2 separate regions of the Homo sapiens genome follow, and region 1 is linked to region 2. Evidence: read pairs that join two places in POLR2A ChIA-PET (ENCODE). Cell type or tissue: Panc1. All regions are shown on one strand.

What was found. Peaks named below come from ENCODE experiments on the same cell type or tissue, not always from the same donor. Only the 100,000 strongest peaks of a DNase experiment are listed, where the experiment ranks them.
Region 1: POLR2A ChIA-PET joins it to region 2 with 12 read pairs; 2 of 35 experiments call an interaction of 5 or more read pairs at or near these places.

What each region holds. Positions count from the first base shown.
Region 1 is chr2:223,719,869-223,722,368 of GRCh38, forward strand. No RefSeq gene overlaps it. Among named protein-coding and RNA genes, the nearest start is that of AP1S3, 120 kb to the right of the region's middle. In Panc1, no CTCF peak of the experiment used is centred here; no DNase peak of the experiment used is centred here.
Region 2 is chr2:223,894,259-223,896,758 of GRCh38, forward strand. It overlaps WDFY1 (WD repeat and FYVE domain containing 1), which reads right to left. Exons shown (of 12, transcript NM_020830.5): 7 at 1,246-1,372; 8 at 1-81. Among named protein-coding and RNA genes, the nearest start is that of WDFY1, 50 kb to the right of the region's middle. RefSeq lists enhancers at 1,470-1,529, 1,540-1,689, 1,700-1,759. In Panc1, no CTCF peak of the experiment used is centred here; a DNase peak (open chromatin) is centred at 1,543.

The DNA.
Region 1 (2,500 bases), 170 kb before region 2:
ATAGAGAAAGAGTAATTGACGCAGAGCCAGCTGTGCGGGAGACTGGAGGGTTTTTTTGTTGGTGGTGGATTGTTTTGTTTTGTTTTTGTTTTTGTTTCTGTTTTTTTTTTTGGAGTTTTATTATTACTCAAATCAGTCTCCCCAACATTTGGGAAGCAGGGTATTTAAGGACAACTTGATGGGTGGGGGAGCCCAGTGAGCCAGGAGTGCTGATTGGTCAGGTCAGCAATGAAATCACAGGGAGTCAAAGCTGTCTTCCTGTGCTGTGTCAGTTCCTGGGTGGGGGCCACAAGATCAGATGAGCCAGTTAATCAATCTGGGTGGTGCCAGCTGATCCATCAAGTGCAGGGTCTGCAAAATATCTCAAGCCCTGATCTTAGGAGCAGTTTAGTGGGGGTCAGAATCTTGTAGCCTCCAGTTGCATGACTCCTAAACCTTAATTTCTAATCTTGTGGCTAATTTGTCAGTCTTACAAAGGCAGTCTAGTCCCCAGGCAAGAAGGAGGTCTGCTTTGGGAAAGGGCTGTTATCATCTTTGTTTTAAACTATAAACTATAAACTGAGTCTGTCCCAAAGTTAGTTTAGCCTACACCCAGGAATGAACAAGAACAGCTTGGAGGTTAGAGGCAAGATGGAGTCAATTAAGTTAGATCTCTTTCACTGTCTCAGTCATAATTTTGCAAAGGTGGTTTCAGAAGCAGTTCTGCTTTTCATAGACCATAAATTGAGTGGGTAAAACAATAGCTTCTTTTGGTCATTTCCCTACTTTTGCCAAGATATCATCAGTGTGATTTTTTTCTTTTCTTTTTTTTACTCTCTGAATTTCATCAGACTTCCAGTTAATTTTCTACGAAGCCCTACTGGAAAACATTGGCATAAATAATCAAAAATTGTAAACCAGTAGTATAGCTCATGATGGATTAAAGTTATTCTTAGCCTGGGCAACATACCAAAACTCCATCTCTACAAAAAATTAAGAAATTAGCAGGGCATGATGGTGCTCACCTATAGTCCTAGTTAACCAGGAGGCTGAAGCTGAAGGATCCCTTGAGCCAGGAGTTTGAGGCTGCAGTAAGCTGCAATGGTGCCACTGCACTCCAGCTGGGTGATAGAGCAAGATTCTGTCTCTAAAAAATAAAATAAAATGAAAAAGTCATTCTCATTTTAATAAGAATAACGAAGTGCTGAATGACTTTTTTCATCAAGTGGTCATTAAAATACTTCTGCTTAATGTTTCTTTTATCTTGAATTTCCTGGCTTTTGTTGTTGTTGTTGAACCAGACTCTGAAGAAATAAAGCCAATGGGACGGGCGCCCTGGCTCATGCCTGTAATCCCAGCACTTTGGGAGGCTGAGGCAGGTGGATCATGTGAGGTCAGGAGCTCGAGACCAGCCTGGCCAACATGGTGAAACCCCATCTCTGCTAAAAATACAAGAAATTAGCCAGGCATCGTGGCATGCACCTTTAATCCCAGCTACTTGGGAGACTGAAGCAGGAGAATCACTTGAACCCAGGAGGCAGAGGTTGCAATGAGCAGAGATCCCACCACTACACTCTAGCCTGGGCGACAGAGCGAATGAGACTGTCTCAAAAAAAAAAAAAAAAGAAAGAAAGAAAGAGACTAATTAGTCATTCGAATTAATGTAAGGTGTGATATATGCCAGAAAGGCAAGGTAGAAGGCATGAAGAACTAATATTCCAGGGAAAGCTGGAACATCTTGCCAGGGTCAACTGAGGCTTCACTAAGGCAATGCCATTTCAGTTGGGAGCTGAAGATGGGCAGTTCCTAACCAGGCATGGAGTAGAAGCTAAGGCATGTTCCAGCAGGGAATGGGTCGTGTGCCGTTTCTGTAGTATCAGGAAGGTTGCTGTAACCAGGAGCCCTAAGAAGTGTTTCATAATAAACTTCACACAAATGGATTAGTAATTTTTGAAAGGCAAAATAGAAAAATGGGTCACAGCACTTAGCACAGAATCGGTACAAAATACAAACTCTGGCTTCTATTATGATCATTTTCCATTTCCACACACTGGCTCGCATCTCTCTCTGCAGAGCTGCAGTTCTGCCCAGCCATCATCCAAAGAGGTTTCCGAGGACAGCTCGCCTGTTCTCTCAGCCCCTATGCATATTCCCAAAAATGTTCCATGACAGAGCAGAAGTGTTCCTTGAATAATAAAACTAATTTATTGTTCACTCTATTTATTTATTTATTTATTTTTATTTTTTGAGACAGAGTCTCGCTCTGTCACCCAGGCTGGAGTGCAATGGTGCAACCTCGGCTCACTGCAACCTCCACCTCCCGGGTTCAAGCGATTCTCCCGCCTCAGCCTCCCGAGTAGCTGGGATTACAGGCACCCGCCACCCCGCCCAGCTAATTTTTGCATTTTTAGTAGAGACAGGGTTTCACCACGTTGGCCAAGCTGGGCTCGAAATCCTAACATCAGTTGATCCACCCACCTCAGCCTCCCGAAGTGCTGGGATTACAGGCATAAGCCACCAC
Region 2 (2,500 bases):
CACACTGCAATTCCGCCGTCCGAGGAACAGGAGACGAGCTGCCTGGTGAGCTGAAGGTAGCACAGCGACTGCACCTTGTCACTGCAAACAGCACACACAACAGTCACTTGTCTCCATGCGGAAAAACACAGGAACTGTCTTCATTTAGGCTCAAATTGCTCTCCTCATTAAAATCAGCAAGTGGTATTTTACCACTGACTATTTAGCATGGTAAAATGAATTCTAGTATAAACTTTACTTGGCATTTTATAACTCATAATACAGAATGATACTTTCTATAAAATATATGACTACTTTCAAATCGGTCATTAAGAATTGTAGGCCAGAGATTTGATGAGGGCTATGGTTTTTGGGACCAATCAACATGATTTCCCTTTCAGATGCATAAGATTTACCTACTTGTTCAGAAACAAGAACGAAGGAGGTATAACTCCCCTACTGACCACAATTCATATGAACAAGGAGTCAAACACCACAAAGATCACTAGTGTGCACACACAAACACACACAGACACACACAGATGGGGTAAAGACCTCTGTCCCTCCTGCATGCCTGTCATACTACCCCTTAGGATGCCCAAGGAAACAAGCTCTTGGCCTGTTATACTTGTGTATAATATGTTTCCTCAGCTAATTTTCAGCTTGACTGTGATTATAGTAACAGCTGCAGCCTAGCCAAAAAGGAAAGAAAAGAAAGCAAGGTGAAGATGTATTTCTTTTTCTTTCAGGGCTACAGGGCAAGATCCTAAATATACAATGGTATCACTCAGGTGAATTCCACTGTCAAACTAGACAACATTTCTTAATTTAATATCTTTTAGAATAAAAAAACAAAGAACAAAAAACAAGTTAGGCTCCCAGCTCAACAACAGCTTAGTATCATGTTACATGCAACCTTCCATGGTCAAAGTCCTCACCTGCATCTCTATCCTATGCCTGCCTTAATCAGATATTTCAACAGGGTGACTCCTTGAGAGAAAAAGTGGCAAGTGCTCTTTGGACTAAGGAGGAAGAAAGCCCTGCATTTGTTTTTTTGTTTGTTTGTTTGTTTTGTTTAGTTTTTTGCTACTAAACATCAGACACTCGGGGCTGACAGAAAGCAGTTAAAAGTGAACTGAGCCCTATCAATGATAATTGCCATCTTAGAACGTGGGGTTTGCAGAAAGTGGTATCAGACTATTAATGCCTTTCACTAGCTCCCCACTAACTCGGATTCTTTCCCCACCCCCACAAGTGGTCACGCACTGATGGCCCTGAAGTAACAGCGTCCGGCCTTTCCTTCCTCCGATGTCCCACATGATGATGCTGTTGTCAGATGCTCCTGAGAAGAGTAACCGCTGAATAGGGTCCCACCAGAGGCAGGCGACACTACCTAGGGATTTGTGAGAGAGAGAGAGAGAGGGAGGCAGGGGAGAAGTAAAATATAACTCTACATCAGGACGTATACATTTGACAGCTGAAGACCAAACTAGGAGCAGCTGAGTCTTTAAGCAAAAAGGTATCTTCATGGTGTACAACGGGTCATTCAACCATGCTATCATGAGTCATACAGAAGACACAGCACCATTATCCACAGTCATAAGATTACAATTTTCAATTATGCATCAAACTACTTTGGGCCGGGCATGGTGACTCACACTTGTAATCCCAGCACTTTGGGAGGCCAAGGAGGGCGAATCACTTGAAGCCAGGAGTTCAAGACTAGGCCTGGCCAACATGGTGAAACCCTATCTCTCCAAAAAAACAAATTAGCCAGGCATGGTGGCAGGCGCCTGTAATCCCAGCTACTCGGGAGGCTAAGGTGGGAGAATTGCTTGAACCCAGGAGGTGGAAGTTGCAGTGAGCCAAGATAGCACCACTGCGCTCCAGCCTGGGTGACAGAGTGAGACTCTGTCTCAAAAAAAAAAAAAAAAAAAAAAAAAAAACTGCTTGTAATACAAAGATTTTTAAAGAAGTTTTTCGTTCTTCTGTGACAAAAATTACAAAGTAGCTTACATACAAAATGTTCAGAATGAAGAAAAAAATTGCTACTAATATTTAGTGACAAAAACCAGTAAAGTTTACTGTGTCCAACCTACACAAGATAAAAAATCTAGATTATTCTGGGTCTCTGGGACATGGCAGGTGTTTTACCCCAAGATGTCTATGTTTAAGCAAATTACATTAAGTACCACAGAAAAAAGTCTGTTGTACACTACATAATTATGCCAAGTAATTTATGTGAAAAATCTGAACTTCACATTTCATACTTTATATTGGCTAACTTATCAAATTTGAAACCCTTGGGGAAATCTTTCTTTCTACAGGTATATCTTTCAGTAGGTCCTTTCCTTGTTCATCGACTGCTGTTTGTCTAGAAGAAACATTAATCAACTTAGTAAAACTGAACCAGCCACACAAGCTAATAATAATTTTGGTAGGTATATAGAAAATTAATGATGCCATATTCAAAAGCAAACAGAAACTACTTTATCACATACACTTTCCAAAAACAGAACAA